3 separate regions of the Homo sapiens genome follow, and all the other regions are linked to region 2. The links are chromatin loops, found by intact Hi-C in ENCODE. Cell type or tissue: OCI-LY7. All regions are shown on one strand.

Evidence for each region. Hi-C counts contacts between places; a loop is a spot of excess contacts. Peaks named below come from ENCODE experiments on the same cell type or tissue, not always from the same donor. Only the 100,000 strongest peaks of a DNase experiment are listed, where the experiment ranks them.
Region 1: a loop joins it to region 2, with 9 times the contacts of the local background. A loop is called at or near these places in 21 of 110 quality-filtered maps.
Region 3: it touches region 2 in a loop (5-fold over the local background); 19 of 110 quality-filtered maps call a loop at or near these places.

What each region holds. Positions count from the first base shown.
Region 1 is chr6:32,696,239-32,704,238 of GRCh38, reverse strand. No RefSeq gene overlaps it. Among named protein-coding and RNA genes, the nearest start is that of HLA-DQB1, 34 kb to the right of the region's middle. In OCI-LY7, a CTCF peak has its summit at 3,560 (motif pointing right); a DNase peak (open chromatin) is centred at 3,538; H3K4me3 peaks cover 229 bases.
Region 2 is chr6:32,864,075-32,872,074 of GRCh38, reverse strand. No RefSeq gene overlaps it. Among named protein-coding and RNA genes, the nearest start is that of PSMB9, 14 kb to the right of the region's middle. In OCI-LY7, CTCF peaks have their summits at 122, 332, 3,481 and 3,689 (motif pointing right); DNase peaks (open chromatin) are centred at 3,704, 4,684 and 4,964; H3K4me3 peaks cover 2,225 bases; H3K27ac peaks cover 3,259 bases.
Region 3 is chr6:32,793,997-32,801,996 of GRCh38, reverse strand. No RefSeq gene overlaps it. Among named protein-coding and RNA genes, the nearest start is that of HLA-DOB, 19 kb to the left of the region's middle. RefSeq lists a cis regulatory region at 7,246 and an enhancer at 7,174-7,318. In OCI-LY7, CTCF peaks have their summits at 4,593 and 4,792 (motif pointing right); DNase peaks (open chromatin) are centred at 2,616, 4,506 and 4,836; H3K4me3 peaks cover 1,370 bases; H3K27ac peaks cover 1,402 bases.

The DNA.
Region 1 (8,000 bases), 170 kb after region 2:
GAGTGCAGTGGCGCGATCTCGGCTCACGGCAAGCTCCGCCTTCAGGGTTCACCCCATTGTCCTGCCTCAGCCTCCCAAGTAGCTGGGACTACAGGCGCCCGCTACCACGCCCGGCAATTTTTTTTTTTGTATTTTTTAGTAGAGGCGGGGTTTCACCGTGTTAGCCAGGATGTTGTCGATCTCCTGACCTCGTGATCCGCCTGCCTCGGCCTCCCAAAGTGCTGGGATTACAGGCATGAGCCACCGCGCCTGGCCGTATCCACCATTCTTAAATATCCTTACTTTCTATGATCATCTTTTATTTTTTTTCTCAAGCTCTAGAATCTGTCATAGCTCTGGGTTCTTTTAGAAGAGTCTGGTTAAAAAGCTAGATCAAGATCTGTGTGTTAAGTGTGCTCATTGCTATGGGAATGTCAAAAGTCTAAGATCCTATTTGTGGACATACACATAAACATCTATACATTTATTTCTATAGCTACTTACTTATATTAAAAACCATATGTCTACGTCTAGCCTTTCTAGAAACAAAAATTATGAAATCTATAAAAATGACTTAAAAATTTGCAATCATTGGAGATCTTTTGAAGCATGCAGAATACATCAGGAGATAAATATTGAGAAAAGGAAAGTAACTAGGTGAGTTCAACGTTTACTGTGAGTTTCCCCTGAGAGTGCTTTTCAGTCTAAAGCAGTAGATGGTAGAACAAAGCTCAAGCAGAAAGATGCAGTCTTACCAGGAAGAGAAGACGGAGGTTGGAGTTTGGTGCCGAAAGAATTAGTTGCTATTGAGGAGAAAAATCCCCAAAAAACATGAAAACTCAAAGAGGGGCCCCTATTCTGCATGCAAATTTCTTTCAAATGCAGAATTTTGGGCTCTCCTCTGTGGTATTCTTATTTAGGATTTTCCACTCAAGTTCTACAAATAGTGCGCCACTGCACTCCAGTTTGGGCAACAGAGCAAGACTCTGCCTCAAATAAAATAAAATAAAAATTGTTTTAAAGTTCCACAAATCTTAAAGACCTAAGTTCTGACATCTTTCTACTCAGTTACCATTAGGAGGGAGAAAAATATACTAAGAAAGGCAAGTAAAGAGGAATAAGAGAAAAAGAACAGATGGACCAAAAACAAAAAGCAGCAAGGGGGTAGACTTAAATCCAGTACTTCAGTAATTACATTAAATGCATATTTCTAAACTGGATAAATAAGCAAGACTTTTGACCATACACTGTCCATAAGAAATGCATTTTAAGTATGAAGACACAGGTTAAAAATATAAGGATGAAAAAATATACACTGGGCAAGAAAGCTGGAGTGGCTACATTAATATCAGACAAAGAAAACTTTACAAATAAGGAATATTACTGGAGATAAATTTTTCATAATGAAAAAGAGTCAATACATCAAAAAGACATATAATCCTAAGTGTGTATGTACCAAATGCTATATACAGCTTATTTTCAAATTCACGTAGAAAATACATAAAAATATACCACATATATTGACATCAAAACATTTCAACGAATCTAAAAAGCAGTGAGAACATTGGACAACGTTGCCAAAAACAATCATTTAAAGACTCTGGAAATTGACCAAAGGATACGAACATTGAGAAGCATTTAGTTAAGAGAATCTAAACTGAATCCTAATAAAAACAGCAAAATCAGTATTATTTTGGCCAGAGTATGCTTTCACCAACTTCCTTCACCTCAACTTATGGTGCAGAATTTCTACCTGTGTGGGAGGACAGGCCATGGGATTAGACAGCTCTTCTTAACCTGCCAGAGGGAGCTCACACACATTTTTTGGAAAAGAGCTCACGCACATGCATGCACACACACACACACACACACACACACACCCTCAAAATAACGTCTTGGCATTTTGTAGAAAACAGCATAGACCTCAGGGCAAATAATTATGGAAGGCTAACATCTCAACTAGCTTGAAGTCATGATGGCAGGCCAGTCAGGAATTTTACCAGGGAGATCCAGAGAATGAGATAGTCAAAAATAGCCTTGCTAAAATCTCATTTATCCCCAGTGGTGTGGAAAGCTGTCTGCATCAGCTTGGTTAAGCCTGCTCAGGAGAGACCTGGCTGAATATAAGGACATGTGAAGGCAGAAAGTAAAAATTGGGACATACCTGTAAAGTCCCGGAACTTTGAAAGCATTTCCCACATCCCACTCAGTTCAATGGCAAAGTGTGGAAGCCTTACTGACTCAATTGTTTAAGCAGAATCTTTCATCAATCATAGGCTGACATTAAGCTATGATGACCAGGGGTGATTGTAGGAAATCAGGCTTAATAATGAAAACAAAAATTATTAAACAAACTTAGCAGAGACACCATAGGCTGCATACTAGGGGGAAACAGACTTGGAAGAACTAGCCCAAGCAAGTCACTAACACAAACAACAAACAGCAAGAGCACTTACTCCTAGGGATTGTGGAATCAGAATTTATGTAAAATATCAATATTAAACAAAAATTACAAGACATGCAAAGAAACTGGAAAATTTTACCAACACATAATACATAGGAAAAAAAGAAGCCAACAGAACTTGTCTCTGAGGAGACAGGTTAAAATGATTTCATTTTAAATTGCTCTCATTCTTGAGCATAATGAAGAAACACTCTTTAAGGCAGGTGAGAAATAACTAAGCAGTTATCAATTAGAGTGTTCAAGTAGTGGTTCTGAGTCTTAAAAAAAATAGGAGGGTGGGAAAGAAAGTACAAAAGAAATCAGATTCCTGTTTTAACTACCTTGGAACACATAAAATTGTGAAAATATGTTGAGAAAGTTCTATCTATACAGCCATCTCCAACTGCTGTATAATAGGTGTGCCGGAAAAATAGAAAAAATATAGGATACAATAAAAAATCGAAGATTTTTTTTTTCTGAAGGAAAGGAAGACTTTAGTCTCTGGCTAGATAAGATTCATGCAATTTAAAGGAATCAAGTGGAATCATGAAAATATACAAATAGTTCTGTAGCTGGAGGGATGAAAATTTTTACTACACAATCAGAAAATAAAATGGTAATAAAAATGATCTATTGGCTTCCAAGAAGGAAATAAACAGTTTACACATAAAAGGACGAGAACCAGACTGGAATCAAATTTCTTATCTGAAATATCAGAAGCCAGAAAACAATGAGAGGGAAAAAAGGCTGCCAACTTAACACATGGGGAAGCAGTGTGTTGGCAGGAAAGGCAGTGTAAGAGAGGAGGTTTGTACAGGGAGATGGAAGAGACAATGGAGAGAAGACAATCTGAGCAGAAGCTGTGAGGAGTAGATAGATAGTAGGGAATGGGAATGCTAACGATGGCGTTATTTTAAAACTAACCTTGTGCGGCATGTTTTAAAATTATCATTCCCACACCCTCATTGCATTGTAAAAATTTTGGATTAATATTTTGTTTATCTTTTGGTGTAGAACTGTGCTAAAGGACACGGATTCTATACTACTGGAAGAAGTTCAAGGTTCTTGTTTTAGGAGGACATGGACAGCTGTAGGGATGTTAACTGGGTCATGTTCACCAGTAGGTGGGGACATTGCACTTTAGAAATTCAAGGTAGCTGCCGCTTTCCCTTTTTTCCTTGCCCCTTGGCAGGTCTGGATTTGAGGGGTCAGGATTCCTTGAGGGTGGTAACACAGCCACTCTTATTTCCCGTACTCTTCCTTCCATGTGCTCAGAATATGATGCAATCTGAGATGCAGTTTTGGATGTTTGAGAAGCAAAGAAGCATGGCTGGAGCAGGAGTTAAAGTCTGCTTTTGTTTGAGAACTGAGGAGCTCAGTCTTTTACATGCTCTCACAGGTAAGAGATTGGTACTATAAAATTACATGCTTAAAACAAACTTCACTGCTGTCATTCTAGTGCAAGCCACTATCCTTTTTCACATTGAACATTCCGCCACCATCTGCAGCATTCTTGATATTTCAGTAAGAATGATATTTACTTTACAATTACTATTTTAAATTTATTGGGATATCAGTATATAGTTTGAAGATTAAACAATAGAGATGTATTTTAATGAAAACAAGAGCCCTTCATGCCATTCCTTTACTCCACTGTCATTATCCCCAGTTCAATGACTTTAACAGTAATATGCGTATGTTTTTGTATGTGGGGGTATTAATTTAGACATCCATTGACTTCCTGTTATGAAACCAGATAATTTAAACCACCAAAAATTAGGTCTCTGACATCTTTCTTGTGATTTTATTATCTTACTATGTTTAGTTCCTCTGTAGGTAATCCCTGCATTTTTTATTTATTTATTTATTTATTTATTTATTTATTTATTTATTTATTTATTTATTTTTGAGACAGAGTCTCGCTCTGTCCCCCAGGCTGGAGTGCAGTGGCGCGACTGGCTCACTGCAAGCTCCGCCTCCCGGGTTCACGCCATTCTCCTGCCTCAGCCTCCTGAGTAGCTGGGACTACAGGCGCCCGCCACCATGCCCGGCTAATTTTTTTTTTTGTATTTTCAGTAGAGATGGGGTTTCACCGTGTTAGCCAGGATGGTCTCGATCTCCTGACCTCGTGATCCGCCCGCCTTGGCCTCCCAAAGTGCTGGGATTACAGGCGTGAGCCACCGCGCCCGGCCAATCCCTGTATTTTTAAACACAGTACTCTATTATTCTGTCAGTTATATTCAAGATCTCTTGAGTTTTCTCCTTGTAGATGAAGCTACTGCTAACCCTATTCTTTCCTGCTCTACTTTTTTCTTTATTTCATATCCCAACTTCTGGCATTTATAATTTATCTTTAATATTTTCAAACCCGATAGTATTTATGGTTTGTTTGTAACCAGGTATTTTTTAAACACGTATGTGCTCATTATTGAGAATATATTTCCTTTGTTGGGCATCTTTTAATTTTTATGAAGATTCTATTTGCAATTTCTTTTCCCTCATATATGTAGTCTACTTTTTAATCATATCCTCAGATGTTTTGAATATCTCAACAATACTGTAAAATTTATGGGATCATACTTATCATGTTTATCCACTTCCTGGTGCCCTTAGTTCTCTAGTTTCAATCTAAAAGAAATGATTTCCAGGACTGCTGAGCAGATGTCATCTTGGGATTCTCTTCATTGTTTTCTTTGGTAGAAGATAATGTTTCAGGTATCTGATATCTTCCTCTTACTTGCTTTGACTACCTAATTTTGCTACGACACACCGTCTGTTAATATCCAAAAAAGGATATTCTGGAAGCAAATTTTTCTAATCTTTGCATGTCTGAGAATAATTTTTATTCTAGATTCGTGCCTGAATGAAATTTTATGGGTTTATAAGTATGGGTCTAGTCAGGAGAGAGAGGAAATCACACAGTAATGTAAAATGAGAAAGATCAATATAAAGAAATACGAATCTTAACAAGAGATCTGAGTAATAAGAGATTGGCTAGAAAGAAGTAAAGAGAACTCTAAATAATATAGCAGTGGCAGATATAATAGTGCATAATATAATATAATACGAAATGGCTACTTCCCTAGTGTATTAGTCAGGGTTATCTAGAGGGATAGAACTAATATGATAGATGTATGTATAAAGGGGAGTTTATTAAAGCGTGTTGACTCACATGATCACAAGGTGAAGTCCCACAGTAGACCGTCTGCAATCTGAGGAGCAAGGAAGCCAGTCCGAGTCCCAAAACCTCAAAAGTAGGGAAGCTGACAGTGCAGCCTTCAGTCTGTGGTTGAAGGTCTCAGAGCCCCTGGCAAGGGAGAAAAATGAAGGGTGGAAGACCGCTAGTCTAGTCCTTCTACGGTCCTCTGCCTGCTTTTATCCTAGTGGTGCTGGCAGCTGATTAGATGGTGCCCACCCAGATTGAGGGTGGGTCTTGCCTCTCCCAGTCCACTGACTCAAATGTTAATCTCCTTTGGCAACACCCTCACAGACACACCCAGGAACAATACTTTGCATCTTTCAATTCAATCAAGTTGACACTCGATATTAACCCATCACCTAGGTTAAGATAGAGCACCCAAGAAGGAGCCTTCTCCAGTTTTCTTTCCAAGGGTGAGGTCAGACCTTGTTAGGGAGGCACTTCCATGGCTCACTGAATGGCAGAGAGGTAGTTGTTGAACTGCTGCTCCAGCGGTAGTTTGCTGTAATCCACCCTCTGGGACTTGTCAGAAATCCTTCCTCTAGGGTGTTGGGAAAGCTGTTCCTGTAAGGTTCATGGAAGTGGGGTGGTGGTGGTCACTCTCTGCTGTAAAACTGCTAAAGGGGGTGTGCATGCCTGACGAAGCTGCTGGGTGTTGCTGGCTGCTCTACACTGCAAAAGCTGGGTGCTGAGGAAGCCGCAAGAGTCTGATGTTGTAGAAGCCAGGTGAGAACTTGCCAAAATTAATGACAGACAACGAATCACCGATTACAAATCTCGGAGAATACCAAGCAGGATTAAAAAAACAAAAACAACCTACACTTAAGTATATTATATTTAAACTTTAAAAAGTTGAAATACATAAATACTGTTTAGAAAAGCAAAGAAGGGTGAGAAAAGTACAAGTTATTACATTTTATGTATTTCTTAAAAATGGATATAACAGGTAGATATTTGTTGATATGTATTACAAAAGTTGGACAACATAGTCATGAAATATATTTAGATACTTTAAATACATATATTAAACAAGGGAAGAAATAAAGTACTACTCAAATCAATAAGAAAGAGTTAAATAACCTAATAGCAATGTTGGAAAGTAGGTGAACCGGCAATTCACAGAAGAACTCAAATGGCAAATAGCGTATGCAAAGATGGTCAACTTTCTCTACAATATTTGACACAGAAACATTATGTCATTTCAGTTTAAATATAATTACACATTCATAAAAATTGGGGAGCACACCTTTGAAGGGTTACTAATAAATTGTCTAGAAACATTGTTCTAAAAGCTGATGTGGTTTTGGAGGACCAAATGTGAATATTCAAAGGCACTTTCATTTGTTGAGCAAAACACCAAGTGGAGAAATTGAAGATCCCTGATTGCGAAAGGATCCAAGTGTTTAGAGCAGAACTGAAATCCTGAATAATGGTTCTCTCCATGTAGCAGGCAGAGAATGTGACTAGTGGAAAACAGAGGTTTATGTAAACAAAAGCAGCCTAGATTTGGACATAAAATTCATCAATTAATGTATCCATTCATTTGTCAAATAATTATTTAGCTCCTACTAAGTGCTATGTACTATTCCAGATAAAATAGTCAGCAAGGTAAAAATGTCCCTACCTTTATGAGTTTTAATTCTAGCAGGAAAGAAAAAATAATCACATAATATACAGATATGCAGTATTAGGTGGTGATTCTTGCTATGAAGATACAAATGAAGAAAGCTGAGTAAGGGGATAGAGAAACAAGGGCTTACCAGTAGTAAATTTCCATGCAAACAGTGGCAGGCTAATTTCAAAATCAGAAATATTTTATTATAGTTTTTCTTGGGTTATTAGTGTCAGACATAAGAAAAGTGCAGTAGATTTACTACCACAGATTTTTGCACTTGTACTTATTTTGAATGAAATGTACTGTCAAAGAACGAAGCAGATGGACTGGGCTTATATCCTGTCTCCTTGTAGTAGAGAATATTGAGTCTGATGTGCAGACCAGCAGATCCTTTGTGTATCACCTGCACCACTCCCTCATCCCCTCCATAAGCTCACATCAGGAGTAACTATGTTCATGTACTGTAATGTGAACTCATCCCCTGGCAACACTTTAGTGGTGTACAGTAAGCAACTGACTGGTCTAGGAAAAGAAGCCCTAGGGCAAAGGAGAGATGAATTGAGAACATCTTGGCAGGGACCATTTTGTACTATGTGAATCTGAAAGCAGAGATATATAAAATAATGAAGATGACAGGCAGAGAAAATTAGAGATAAGAAATATACAGAGGATTTCTTGTATAACACACAGTGTACTATCCTTAGATCAATCCTTTTACATATCTTCTTTGGCTTCTGTGAGTTAGCCCTTTGTTATGATAACAA
Region 2 (8,000 bases):
TGGAGTTTCACCATGTTAGCCAGGATGGTCATCTCCTGACCTTGTGATCCACCTGCCTTGGCCTCCCAAAGTGTTGGGATTACAGGCGTGAGCCACCGCACCTGACAGAGTCATATTTTTAAATCTATTCTGCCAAGCTCTGTCTCTTAAAATTGATGTATTTAGGCGATTTATATTTCCTATAATATTGTTATGTCCAGGCTTAAGTCTGACATTTTATTTTCTGTTTTCTGTTTGTTCTCTCTGTTTTTCATTTCTTTGTTTTCTTTTTCATTGCTTCCTAAATAATTTTAAAATTCCATTTTAATTTATCTATAGCTGTGTGTGTGTATGTGTGTGTACCTCTTTGGATAGCTCTTTTAGTGGTTGTTCTAGGTATTACATTATATTTATGTAACTTATTTATTGTCATTAATTACCAGTCTGAGTGATGTGTAGAAATTTCTTCTCTCTTTGTTTACCCTCCCTCATTTATAATTGCCTGTAATATTTTCTCTATATACATTTATAACCATATGATACAGTATTATACGTTTTTCTTCAATCCTATAATTTAAATAACTCAAGAGAAGAAGTAAAGTCCATTTTTTAACCCATATTTTTTCTTGCCATGTTCTTTCTTCCTTCCTGATGTTCCAACTGTCCTCAATTTAACTTTTTGTTTTTTTAGGGTAGACCTGTTAGTGACAAATTCTGTTAGTTTTCCCTCATCTCTGTATGTCTTAATTTCCCTGGATATTTTTGCTGATATAGTGTTCTAAGTTGATATTTTTTTTTCCTTTCAGCACTGGAAAAAGGTGGTGACCTCCTTCGGGCTTACACAGTTTCTGATGAAAATTTTGCTCTGTCATTTTTTTCACCTGTTAGATGTCATTTATCTCACTGCTTTCAAGATTCTTTTTATCTTTAATTTTTAGTTAATTACTATGATTTTGGTGTGGCTTTCTTTGGGTTTGTCCTATTTGGGGTTCACTCACCTTCTTAAATCACTAGGTTTATGTCTTCTGCCAAATTTGGGAAGTTTTCAACCATATTTATTTGATAATTTTTTTCAGCTTCACTCTCTTTTTCCTCTCATTTTGGGACTCTGAGTACATGAACATTAAATCTTTTGTTATAGCCCCATGGGTCCCTGAGGCTTTGTCCATTTTTTCCAGTGTATTTTCTTTCTTTCTTTTGTTCAGATTAAGTGATTGCTATTGCTGTGTCTTCAAGGTAGCTAATTCTTTCCTCTGTTCTCTCCTTCTGCTGCTGAGCTTATTTACTGGGCTTTTTATTTTGGCTATTGCACTTTTCAGTTCTAAAATTTCCACGTTTTCTTCCGTATATATCCTATTTTTATGCTGAAACATCCTATTTTTTTCTTTTCTGCTCTTTTCTTCTTCTTTCTTTTTTTAAACCACTGAACTGGACATCCTATTTTTTTCATTCTTTTAAGTGTTAATTGCTCATCAAAGCATTTTAATAATGGTGGCTTTAAAATCTTCATCAGGCTTTTCTTTCCGTTTTGGCATCTATTTTATTGTCTTTTAAAAATTCAATTTGAGATATTCCTGGTTCCTGATATGACAAATAATTTCCAATTGAAACTTGGACATTTCAGGCATTATGTTATAAGGCTATTGGTCTTATTTAAACTGTTTTAGCTGGCTTCTTTTAACACCTCTCCAGCAGGTAGGCAGGTGAGCTTCATGACGCCAGGTAGGGGTAGGAGTCCAGGCTTCTCACTCTGCCTTCATTGACACCTCAGATAGGTCCCCATTATTACTGAGTGGGGACAGAAATTCTGGCTCCCTATTAGGTGCCCACTAATACCTCCCTGGTTGGTTGGGAGAGGAGTGCCACTTACTATCCCTCACATGACCTTTATTGACACCAAGATGGGACAGTGGAGTGGAGGAGTGAGTGGTAGGTATCAGGGAGTGGTTGCTGGATTAACTCTGGGTGGTGATGAAAATCCTGACTCTCCATTAGGCATTGTCTGACATCACCCTAGAGGAGAGGGGAAGAGATGCTTCATTACTGTTGGGTGAGGAATGGAAGTCTAGGTTTCCATTGACATTTCAGGGGCTTGGGGAAAGGAGTACATTTTCACCAAGAGGGCATGACCATCCTGACTCCCTATTCACTTTCTCTGACACCATCCTGGTGTGTGTGCATGTGTGTGTTGAAGTGTTGGGTTCCTTATGACAGCCTGGTGAGGGTGAAAGTCTAGGCTCCTCATTTGACCTTAGCTGGTGGGGGTGGAGTCGCAGTTTTTTCTGTGGTGTTTGGCTGGCCCCATTACCCAAGATGGAGTGTAGTGGTGCGATCATAGCTCACTGTAACCTCGAACTCCTGGGCTCAAGTGATCCTCCTGCCTCAGCCTTCAGAGTATCTAGGACTATGACACATCGAACTATGCCTGACTAATTTTATTATTATTATTCATAGAGACAGGGTCTCATTATGTTGCCCAGGGCTGGTCTTGAACTCCTGGCCTCAAGCGATCCTCCTGCCTGGCCTCCTTCCCAAAATTACTTTAAATGATATAATAGCTGACAGCTTGAATAGGTCCTCTTTATTTTGTTGGAGGCAGAGTGTTAGAAGTGACCTAACAAAAAGGATTTGTTTCTTGTCACTAGACTCATTCACTGTGTCAATGAGTGTGTCAGTGGTTTGTGGGAAGCAAACTTAAATGAAAATGTATATTTTTAATTAAATGTTATGAGATGCTTTTTTTAAACTATTGGCTCTTGTGAATTTCAGAAAAATATTGCAAGTCATTTGACTTAGCTACTTAGCTTGCACTCTATGTAAAAATTTTAGAATTTTACCTCTTTGAAAAACTCCTAATATCAATAGTGATATTGTTGTTTTGCAGCCTCAAATGATTTTGTTACTTTGGACTAATTTTCACTGAGCTAGTTAATAAGTGACTTTTTATTGTCTAAAAAATTCTTAAGTGTATCATAGAGAGAAAGATTATTGGGTCACTAAGTGGCTTTCTATATATATACCTTTGTCCATATTTAATTTTTGCAAAACTCAAATTAAGGTGGTAAACTTAGTGTGGATATACATTCATGTATTGTATTGATAAGATTAACTACGTTTTAAAACTAAAGTGGAAAGTTTTAAACAAAATTGTCATTCAACTATATATGTATTTCTGTAAAACACACACGTAATGATGAATTCGAATTAATAAGCAAAAAAGGAGAGGATTTGTAATTTAAAATTGATCTTGGAATATACACTCTACACTTAAGACAGAGAAAAAACTTTTTCTTTCCCTTTAGCATAATCTGCCCAGCTAGCGGTGGTTTCTTATCAGAATGCTCTCACTTAATACCTTGATAACTTTTAGTGCTTTGTGCTGATAGCATCAAGTTTTTAAATTATTTTAAAAACAAACAACAACAAAAAACCATTTGCTTCTGAAACACCTAAAGTTTCTTATAATTGTTACCTTCTTTATGTTTATTTTCAAATGTTTTATTGTCACTCTGGTTATTGAGATATCAAAGTTATAACAATTGCTCACTCTCAGGTACCTATGCACTTAAGTGACCAGTTTCTCTGAAAATTCTTTTTTGTTGTTGCCTTCTTCCAACCTCATACCCTGAATTCAGAATACTAACACTGTCAAGCTATTTTTCACGCCCCCAAATCTTTGTTTTTTCTCACTAGACAGCCACTACCCATTTGGCCACTAGGTGGCGCAAAAGGCTTAATTTTTCACCTTCCTCCGCCTACTGTGAAGGAAGCTAAAAGTAATTAGATGTGTTTGGCATGATTTTTATATTTTAAATTAACGCTGTACTATCAAAAGAACTACCTGTGTCTCAAACCCACAATGTGGTAAAAGCTGACAAATAAAAAACAGTAGCTCAATTTTCTAGATTAATTTTGTCCAGGTTAAAAATATTATTGATATATGTTTTAGTGACCACATAGGTTTCAGTAAGGGTAAAAGGATGCTCTTGTTCGTACTCCAAGTCTGGCATGGTGACTGTCAATACATTCATTTTGAAGAAGATTTTGCTTCTGGGTTTAGCCCTAAAACAGGCCAAATAGAGACGATAAAATGAGTGGAACTGAATTAGAGCATTTCTGAAAAGTTTTATTTGGTTAATTCTGCCCCTTAAGGTCAGAAATTGTGTAGGAAAAGTGTTTCAAAATTATAAATAAGGCAAAATTGTACGTGCTTGATTATTTTATATCACACTTGAACCTTTGCTCATAATTCTGCCTGATCAAAACCAGAGTGTTTCAGGGATTGTAATTTGCCTAAGACGAACCCGGCCAGCCCTGTGCGATTAGAGGTTAATCAGCAGAGAGCTGATAAGGGATGCTGGCTTTCTCTTTTTCTCCGGTAAAGAAGATAACACCAAGGTTATGATTTTATTGCCCTCTAGCACGTTAGCCATTTTGAATCTCTAGCCTAGAAATTATTTCCTCACAGAGAGATACAGCTCTGTTTTTCAAATACTCTTTGGATCAAGGCTCTTGTATTCTTGCTGGTTCCCTCTTTGAGTTTGATAAAACTTTGAAAAGTCTACCAAAGAAATTTCTCTCAGAACTAGACTTTAGAGAGGAAATGCTGGAACTACGGATGAGAGGCACATGTATGTACAGGGTCAGACCACGCAGAGAGCAGGTCTGATGAGCCACACCACTGCTGCTGCCCCATGGCTTCTAGACGCTGCTGTTGGTTCTGTTGTTAGGACCTGGAGGTTGCTGCAGCCACCACTGAAGACACCTCCTAAACCACTTCTGTTTCAGGAACTTCACTTAAAAAAAAAAAAAAAAAAGGAAAAAACCCACCGCTTCCCCAAAAGACAGTTGCTTCTTCTGTCACCTTTGCCAGAGAAATAAATACAGTAAAAGGTGCTCTGCAACCCCCACACCCTGGTTCCTCCTGTGGCCCCTTTGTAACTGAAGTCTTAGGTGGATGAATTTAATTGGTGGAACTTAGGTGCTCTAGCTTCAAAGAAGGCTAGGGGAAGTGAGCTTTCTGGTTTCCACTTTAGGGAGGCAGGACTCAAAAGGTAGGGGAAATTTCACAGTACTCTAAAGGTGTTCAAATCCCATGGGCAGCCAGTAAACATCACAGGTGTGAGGTGCTGGGTGGAGTGGCTGCCGTGAATATGTGTTTTGGTTCATGGACTACATCAGTGGCTCTTAAAGTCCAGTAATTCACAGATTCATGAGAGATAATAAAATGATTATTTTTGTTTTAAGCCATTAAGTTTGGAGTTGGTGTGCTGCCCAGCAATAGATAATGGAAACATACAGTATGTATTTCTGCAAGTCTGGCTTCTTCACTTAATATTGTTTCTATGAGATTCGTCCATGTTGTTACATTTTCAGTAGTTGATGAAGTTTCATTGTTTACATAGTACTGTGTTGCACGAATAGACTACGTTTTGTTTATCCATTTACTGTTGAAGAACCATTTTGTTAAACAATTTGAGAGTAATCTGTGGAAATTATGCCACTTGACCCCTAAATATTTTGTCATGTATAATTTAAGAATAAGGACATTTCTCCTGCAAAACCCTAATACTGTCATCACCCCCAAGATACTTAAAATTGATACCATATTATCAAACACACAATCCATATTAAAAAATCCCCTATTGTCCCAGTAACACCTTATAGTAAATGTCTGTTATTTTAAGCGGGTGTCATTCATTACATGGCAATAGGTAACTAATACGGTGAGTCTGCTTCTTCCAGCAAGGACCCTCAGGGGGTGCGGTGATTCATAGTTCTCACTCAGACTTCTCTGTGTCTGCTCATATGTCCCTATTTCATATCTCAGGGTCCGGTCTATCCCAACCAGGGGTCTTGCCTTATCACAACAGCTGCTGTTGGATGATGCAACAAACATTTCTACAACTTCATAACCTTTATCATAAGCCCCCGGGCTTGACCCTCAGCCATATCTGTGCTGGGTTGCAGGAGAAAAGATAGCCTTTAAAACTGCTATAGAGGCATTTACAGTTTTTCATTCATGTCTTGAGTTTGGATTAAAGGCTTTTAATTTGTCTTTTTTTCCTTTGTATGCTCTTGAGGGCAGTCTGACGCAGCCAGTCTCTGAAGGTTGGCACAAAAGCCTCCATCGAGTCACCCAGCTTTTGCCTGGTACCTATCCTAACCTAAAACCTTGCCACATGTTACCTTGGCGAAAGGCCAGTGCCACACTTCAGTGATGATTCGGCTGTCCTACTTGGTTAGAACCGAGTTCACTTCCTTCCTCAACACTCCTGCCACATTGATCTGGAAGTTTCACCTTGAGCCAAGTGATAGTTAATTTTATGTGTTAACTTGGCTAGGCTATGGTTTCTAGACATTTGAATACCAGTCTAGATATTGCAGTGAAGGTATTTTTTAGATGAGATTTACATTTAAATCAATAGATTTTGGGTAAAGCAGATTACCCTCCATAATGTAAGTGGCCCTTCCAATCAGTTGAAGGTCTTAGGGGCAAAGACTGAGGTCCTCCAAGGAAGAGGGAATTCTGCCTCTGGACCACCTTCAGACTCAAGCCGCAACATCAGCTCTTCCTGGGTCTCCAGCCTACCTGCAGATTTCGACCGTGCCAGCTCCCACAGTAGTATGAGCCAATTACTTAAAATAAATCTCTCTCTGCCAACATCCTATTGGTTCTGCTTCTCTGGAGAATCCCGACTCATACAAGCCACTTTCTATAGAAGGCTGTTTCTTCGAGAAATCCACCCTCTTCTATGTCAACAGAGTTTAGAATCTCCATACTTTATCTCTTCATTTTTGAGAACATAAATTCTGTATTACACATACTTATACTATACTATATATGAAACTTTCATAAACATTGCTGGGCAAAGTTGAATATTGCTGAACCAATTTCCGATGCTTCTGAATAAGTTCAATGGAGTTAAAACATTTTTCTTCTTACATGGTATGTCCAGTGCCCCAGAGCCAGCAGAGTTAAGAACTTGGTAAGGAAGACCAAAGATAATCCATATATTCTAGTTTGTTATATAATATAAAACATGTTTATTAGATTCTAAAAGACATAAAAAGAAAATAATACATGTGTATCAGTGAGAGAGGTGCAAATTAGGAAGAGAACTAAGGATTATTCTTAATTCCTGCCTTCCTTTCTAAATCCCAATCCTCAATTGAACTCTTTAATTATATTTCCTGTTTATTTTATTGAATGGAAAAAATGGAAAATTATCTAACATTTGTCATGGAAATATAGGAGAAATTACTCTCAGAGATATGATGTTATTTAAGTCATTGACATATTGTTAACCTCAGATGCAAATGGTGGAATTAATAATATTCCTCAGTTCATGGTACATAGTCACTGTTGGTCTAGTGCTAGTTTGTAGTTGTATTTGTATTTTTTATTTTTTAGAAATACGGTCTTCCTTTGTCACCCAGGCTGGAGTGCAGTGGTGTGATCACAGCTCACAGTAAGCTCAAACTCCTGGGCTCAAGCAATCTTCCTGCCTTGGCCTCCCAAGTAGGTAGGACTACAGGTGCATGCCACCATGCCAGCTAATTAAAATGTTTTAAATTTATTTTTGGTAAATGGGGTCTTGTTATGTTGCCCATAGGCTTTAGTGCTATGATAAGCTAGTAATTATAGTGAACATTCTTGTCTTGGATACCCAAGGTTTTTCCGTTATGTATACTAGTGGTTACAGATTTTTTGGATTATAACCTTTGCCAAAATAGGAAAGTTTTGATTCCTGCTTCCTTAACTGTTTTTCAAAAATCACAAATGGATATACTTTACCAAATGTCTTTTATTAATAGACTGAGCAAAGGAAATGACTTTTCTATGAATATGGTAAATTATAGCAACAATATGTTTTATTATATTGAACCACCCTAGTATTCCAAGGATTCCCTATTTGATCTTGATGTATCATTATTAGCATAATCATTATTATTATTGTTATTATTATACATATTTTTAGAGACAGGGCCTTGCTCTGTTGCACAGGCCGAAATGCAGT
Region 3 (8,000 bases), 70 kb after region 2:
AAGCATGGCGAGAGTGGACATCATTGCTTTGTTCCCGATCTTTGGGGGAAAAATTTCAGTCTTTCACCGCTGTGTTAGCTGTAAGATTTTTTGCAGATGCTCTTTATCAAATTGAGGCAGTTCCTCTCTATTTGCATTTTCTGAGCATTTTATCATGAATGGCCATTGAATTACGTATTCTAATACCTCATATATGTACATCATTAACTTGGATTACGCTTCTTTAAATAGCTGCCTGTTCTACTGGTTGTCAAATGAGCTGTATCCTTTCTATTTAATGCCTACATGAAGTTTTTAAATATGGACTCTATGTCATATATTTAGTCCCTTTCAGGTTTCCAACATAAAGTGATACTATTTCAGCTACTTAAGCACTTATTTAGGATTTATGCCTCATGTAGTTTAGATTTATTATGAGTTTGCACTTACATTTGATTCCTTTTTATACTCCTAATGTCTTTTTTTCTTAAACAAGTGGCCTATATATTTGGACTCACAATATTTATACATCCTCTGTCACCAGGGGTACATGTCCTTATACCTTAAAGCACGTGCTTCTGGAGTCCTGTCGTGTTACATGTTTCCTCTAAAACAAACCCTCCATGTTATTTGAGAGCCAACCCCACTTTTCAAGTTATTTAGGCTGCTGTAACCTCCATTAATAAAGGATTCAAAAGTCATAATTGTGTGATTCTTTAGGAATTATCCAAAAAGGCAATCTGATTTATTTTCCAAATATCCTGGATCTGAAATAATCTATCAGAGTTTATTTCTATGCTTGGAAAGCTTCCTTGGATGTCAGCATTTGCGATTTTCTTACTTAGCTTATGTAGCTAAGTAAGAAATGAATTGCTTTTGTTGGTTTCTTAGTACATTCTGTCCATCAAGTACATTGAGTTGTTTAGAATTGTTTTGAGTCAACAGTGTAACAAGCATCCAAAATCTTGTATAGTCAATTTTGTTTGACTATTGTGCTAGAAGATCAATTTCTATTTCCTCTGTTGACAATATCCTGAGCATTTTGAAGTTACACAATTGCAGTGGTAATTTAGCGGAAGAGTGTTAACATTTTAACCTAAATAATTGATTTTGTATTAAACAAATTCTGATGTAGGAATGTATTTAGTATTAACTATATGGAATTCTCTATAAATCTCATAAACAGAGTAGTTGCTTTTTTGAAGGGGATTAAAAATTAAATATCAACATTTTCATTTTAGAAAATAAAAAATGTGGCTCACGCCTATAATCCCAGCACTTTGGGAGGCTGAGGTGAGCAGATCACGAGGTCAGGAGATCGAGACCATCCTGGCTAACACAGTGAAACCCTGTCTCTACTAAAAAATATGAAAAATTAGCTGGGCATGGTGGTAGGTGCCTGTAGTCCCAGCTACACGGGAGGCTGAGGCAGGAGAATGGTGTGAACCCAGGAGGTGGAGCCTGCAGTGAGCCAAGATCATGTCACTGCACTCCAGCCTGGGTGACAGAGCAAGACTCTGCCTAAAAAAAAAAAAAAAGAAAAGAAAAAGAAAAGAAAAAAATGTCTTTTTTCTTTTTAAAATTTTCCTATTTTAATATTTAAAATTATTTTATCTTTTTTTTAAAAAAGTTATACATGACATGGTTTAAAACATCAAATACAGATGGTTCCTGACTTATGATGGTTCCACTTAAGATTGTTCAGCTGTGATGGCGTGAAAGCAGTACACATTCTGGAAGAAATGTACTTCAAATTTGAAATGTCAGTCTTTCTCTGGGCTAGTGATATGTGGTATAACACTCTCACCTGACGCTGAGCAGCAGTAGTGAGCCACAGCTCCCAGTCAGCCACGCTAATGTAAGTGTTCTGAGCATGTTGAGGGTAGGCTGGGCTAAACTATGATGTTTGATAGGTTAGGGGTATTGAATGCATTTTCAACTTGCAGTTTATCAGGACACAAACCCACCTGAAGTCAAGGAGCATCTGTATTTCTACAGGGCTTGTTATGCAAAACAGCTGACCACACTGCCTCCCCATTCCTCTTTCCAGACAGAAATTCTAGTAGATAGTCCCATTTTACAAATGAGAAAGTGGAGGCTTAGGGAGGTTAATTAAGACACGCAAGTTCATATGGGTAGGAAGCGATGGAGCTATGATAAGAACTCAAATCCATATGGTCCCCAAGCCTGAGGTTTGAGCTATATTGCTTCGTGATTACAGGATATATTAGTTTCCTATTGGTGCTGTAACAAATTACCACAATTTAGTGTTTTAAAACAACAAAAATTTATTGTTGGACAGTTCTGGAAATTATAAGCCTAAAATGGGTCCTGTTAAATTAAATTAAATTTGGCTTAAAGCGGCCTCTGTACTTTGAATTCCTACGTAGTATACTGAAATCTAACTTAATGTGTAAGAAAATTGTACCCTAACTTAAGAGCATATTCTTGTAATAAATAGCTGAGTCTCAGGCAAACACAGCAGCCAAGCTTCAGGCAATCACAGGTTGCCAACTGATCAGACCATGATCAAATAAGGCAAATACTGAGCTGTAAACAAGCTGCTTCTGTATACCACTTCCTTTTTCTCTCTATAAATATTGCCTGCCCCTATTGCTCAGTGGAGCTCTCTGTACCTCTTCTGGTCCTGGATGCTGCCCAATTCATGAATTGTGCTTTGCTCAAATAAATCAAAATAAATTTCATTTGTTCAAAGTTTTTCTTTTAACACTTGTACAGGGCTAATCAAGGTGTTAGCTTGTCTGTGTTCCCCTTCTGAAGGCTTTAGCGGATAATCTGTTTTTTGCCTCTTCCAGCTTGCAGCGACCAGCTGCATTCCTCGGCTTGTAGCCCCCTTCCAGCAATCACTTTCCTCTGATTTTTGCTTCTAATATCACATCTCCTTCTATTCTCTTGCCTCTTTCTTTCACTTAGAAGGACCCATGTAATTATATCAGGACCACTTGGCTAATCCAGAATAATCTCCCCATCTCAAGATCCTTAATCTAATCACTAATGCAAAGTCCCTTTTGCCATGTAAGGTAACAGATTCACAGGTTTCATAGATTCAGATCTTTCAGGGGTGGCAGTTGGGGGCATTATTCCATCTACCACACAGAGTAAAGTTTCATCTGGATGACCCACAGGCCCTACAAATACAAAATGTCTAATATGGAATGTTCTCTTAAACTGTCCTTTCTTGATGACTGGAATTACTAACCACTTGGTCTCCCAAGCATCTTCTGCTCTCGCCTTCTCCTCTCTCCCATATACAATGGATGACGACACATCATGTTGCATCTGCTCCCTCACATGTCTCTGACCCTCTCTCTAGATCCCTGATCCTACTTTAATTCGAGCCCCATCATGTCTGGTCTGTGTTACTCTAACAGTTACCCACGCTGCTTTCTCTGCTTTCAATTTTATGCTCCTCTAACCCACTCTTCCCATCAGAGTAGTCTTTCTAAAACGTGAAGCTGCCCATGACCCTTCCCTTACTATCAGTCTGCATACTGGTCCTACTGACTGCAGATCAAAGACCCAAGTCCTTAGCCTGGTGTGTGAGGCATCCATCCCTAGCCCTCTGCTTCATCTGTCACCCACCCATTTTACCAATTCCGAAAGACTTTCACTTCCCTCGAAGCCTGTCCAAGTGTCCAAGCCGCTCATGCTTTGTTAGACTTGGAAGCCATTCTCCATATACCCTCGATCAGCTTGAATGTCATTTCCACTAGAAAATTTTCCTAATTGTTTGTGACTTCAATGTCCTAATTTTACACACATTTCTGCTGTGCCCCTTTGTTTGCTAATATGTCTCCTGGGTGGTAAGCAGGACTCCGTGTCTTATTAATATTTTCCGTCTCCAGAATTCAGCCACTGTCTGCCACACAAGTGCATAATGAGTTACTATACTAATATTATGCAGCCATGTCCCCTGTACAGCAGTTCCCTGGATCTCATGGCTTCTTTTTTGATTTGCCTTGTTTGTTACCAACTTCCATCAGTAAGACAATCTATCCAATCCTTGTCCCCTTTGCCACATCACATCCTCAGGGCAATAACAAAGTTGTTAAGTTTATGCACCTTCTCCACTTGGAGCAAGGCCTCACCATGTCAGGCCTCCGCCTGATTCTCCTCCCTGCCTGGGATGGCAGATTTTGCTCTAGTGGGTCTCCAGGCCGTGAGGTCTCCTGTCTTTTATGTTCTGATCCGGGTGGTGAGCTGCAGCTCACTACAAGTCCTTACTTGTCTCTGCTGGCCTTTAGAGACTTTGTACTCAATTTGGAGGAACTACTCTTGATGGATTGTAAGTGAGAGGATTTCCTGGTCTCCCTCTGGAGTCCGCCAGAAAACCACATTCTCTGCTTTTCAGCGTTGACTGCTCATGCTTACGTAATTTCTAAGAGTAAGAGCCTATGGACTGTCCTGGCAGCAAAGAATTCGCTCAGGATTTTGCCTGAAGCTGCACTTCCGGGGTCTCGCTTCATCAGAAGACTTCTTCATTTTCATCATCGGCCCAGCGATGCATGGGTACCTCTTAGGGTTTAGCCCCAGAATGTACTGGGGGAGGGGAGGGTAAAGTAGGTGGGGAAGGAGTCAGAGTCGTAGGTCACCTGTGGCTGGAGTTTTGCATCCCTAATAAACGGGAAATGAACTGAAGGAAGACTGGGTTTTCACGTCAACACGAAGGACACCATTACGATGCTAGACTAATCATCAAATAAAATTCCAGATGGAAAAAATTCAGAAACTTAATTTGGAATTTGAGCCCCGCTCTATTATGCAACGTTCCCAGCCATTGCTCCGCGGATGTAATGTGGACTTCCACCGCCAGATGGCGATCGAGACCGTAATTTAAGTTGGTTTTCTCAACTTCCTCTGGACTGAGTCCCCGTGAAAATCCCAAGTTTAACGAGGGGCTTTCCTCGCGTAACCTTCGCTTCTGCTTCCTCTCTCACATCACCTCAACCTGCGAGACTCTGAAAGGGATAATGAGGGTTGGGGGGAATATGGAAATTCAGGGAAGGGAGAGGGGGGTGGTGTGAAGCTTTCCAGACCAGCCACACAGAAATAGCGTACCAATAGTGGTTTAGAGCACAGACCCCCAGCCAGAATGAGTAATTTAAACAGCCCTACGATGTAATCGTTGTGTGCATATGCATCTCTATGCCTCTCTCTCTCTCTGTCTTTCTTTCATCTGAGACAGGGTCTCACTCCCTCTGTCCCACAGGCTGGAGTGCAGTGGTGCAATAATGGCTCGCTGCAGTCTTGACCTCCTGGGCTCCAGTGGTCTTCCCACCTCAGCCTCTGAAACCACAGGGTCTTGAACTTCTGGGCTCAAGTGATCTTCCTGCCTCGGCCTCCTAAAGTGCTGGGGTTACAGGTGTCGGCCACCATGCCTGTCTGCTATTTAAGTGCATAGAAGAATGCCTGGCACTCAGTTAGTGTTAAATATTTATAAAATAAATTAAAATTTTATAACACTACACACATGTTGTTGAGTATGTCATAAATAGAGACATATTTAATGAGATGTCAACATATATCACGTTAATGAATTAAGTAAGTTTGAGAATATTAGAGAAGAATGATAATAGATTAACGGAGGAGGCTGGGCGCAGTGGCCCACACGTGTATTCCAGCACTTTGGGAAGCCGAGGCAGGCAGATCACATGAGGTCAGGAGTTCGAGACCAGCCTGGCCAACATGGTGAAACTCCTTCTCTACTAAAAATACAAAAAAAAAATTAGCCGGGTGTGGTGGTGTGCGACTGTAATCCCTGCTAATGGGGAGGCGGAGGTTGCAGTGAGAGGAGATCGCACCACTGCACTGCAGCCTGGGCGACAAAGCAAGACTCCATCTCAAAACAAACAAACAAACAAACAAACAAACAAAAAACAGACGAAATAGGGTTTGAGTATGTAGTCTGCTCTCAACATGAGATAGTAAAGTCTTTGCTTCCCTTATATTCTGTTAATTAACTCATTTGATGCACATCGATGTATAAAGCCTTTAACTTCTATTTATTCTTTTCCTTGAAAAGCATGCGGAATGCCTTCTCAGGACTCTCCCATTTTTTATTTGTGAACACCCACTGGCATTCCCGGATACGAAGCTTGCAAGAAGGTGTGAACCGCCCTATACTCGTGAGCCCCTGGGGCTCTGTACTCTTTCCAGCCCACATTTGACCTCAGTCAATTTTTAAATGATTCCAGCTAAATTCTTCTTACCAGTGCCCAGCTGTACCTGCCTTAGGTAAGCAAGCACTCAGGCAACAACTTTCCTAGATTTCAAGCTAGTTGGAAGCTCAATCCCAGCTCTGTGATGGGTTGAAAAAAATTGCGACCTTGCAATTTGTGTGATTTCTTTCATGTTGCAAGGAAGCATCATTGTTTCCAGTTCTCTGCATCCCCAAGCAGAAACCAGAACTCTATATAAACGTTTTTAAATGGAGACATTGAGAAAAAGTACCCGAGAAACCAATGAGATACAGGAAGAATGCTTCCAGCACTAACATGAATGGGGCTTGGCCATACAGATAGAAGGGTTGGAAACTCTTACGCCTTGATTTAAACTCTCTATGCATATTCTGAGCACGCTGGGGAATGTACTACTACTAGGCTTGATTTGGATTCATGGCTACTACCTCCCACAAAATGATAGGTCTTCTGTTTTAGTACGTGAGATAATTCCTCAATCGATCTTATTGCTGCTATTTCTGTTAAGCATAAACAATGATTTGGGTCACAAATTTCAATGGGGTTTAAATTCCTTTGTGCATCCCAACAGGTAATCCTCTTACTCTGGGCTATGAACTTGCTACTGCCAAGATGGATGCCATGAAAAAAAGAGATCTCATCAAAATGGTCACAGAGAGATGGAGGGCCTCTGTGTAGATGGCAGGGTGGTGGTGGCCGTGTAACTAGCTGCCCGGTGAGGAGCAGCCCTTGGGGAGAGCCCAGGTAGGACCAGGAGAAGCAGAAATAGAGAAAAGTGAAAGATCGAGGTGGAAAGAACATGAGGGACAAGAGCTCTGCATGGCCACATCACCAGCAGTCTTGTTATTACAATGAGGATGAAGGGACTGAAAAGAGGGGAAGAGATGGAATTCATCAAACAACAGTGCTCATTCATACAAGGTAAGTATACATGTGGCCTTTTCTCTCTCTATCTGAAGATGTGGCTTACTGTAACAGGAACTATCATGGGCATTGGACGGCTGTCTCATGGTGATCCCATCCTCCTCTACATCCTAAACTTTTTTTTGAATGCATTTCTGTATTTTGACTTCCTCTCTCCCCAAAGTTCTTGTTAACTTCTGAGTATGACTTAGCTTCCTTATTCTTTGAAATATTTGAAACCCCTAACTTCCTCTCCTCTGTGGTGTAACTCACATGGCTTCTTGATACCAGGAGGCACTGTCTGCATACAACCTCATATTATGAGGATGAAATGCCCATGAATCCTACCAATCTGAGGAACAACGCATTTGTCTTCTCTGACAAAATACGGGTGCCACATATTCTGTAGGAAAAGGTGGTGTTGAGGTCAGAACTTCTCTGTTTCTCTGTCTCTCTCTCTCTGGTTCTGGAAATGTTGAGAATATGAGTGAAGGGAAAAAGATGGGCACCACGTGGAGGCAATTTCATGGTGGCATGAAACAATTTTGGGGGCATGAATGCCATGGGCAGAACATCAGGGCCCCAAAAGGGAAATACACAGTACTTTCTTTGGACTTCAGTGCTCTCTTTTATAGTAATGGAAACCACAAGCGCAGAGGAAGGGGAGCTGATTCTATAAAAAGAAGTTTATTTCCTACTTTAAAAGATGATTTTTTGACTATCTTCCCACAATAGAGCCAGAGGATCACAGGGGAAAGCTACGATCCTCAATTATAGAAAATGATGTTGGGTGCATCTAGCATCACAGAAGCTTTAGAGGACACAGTCATCTCAGGTACCTACAGATAAGGAAGAAGTACCAATGAGAGTACCTACTCGTATTCTTATTCATGGAAGCGA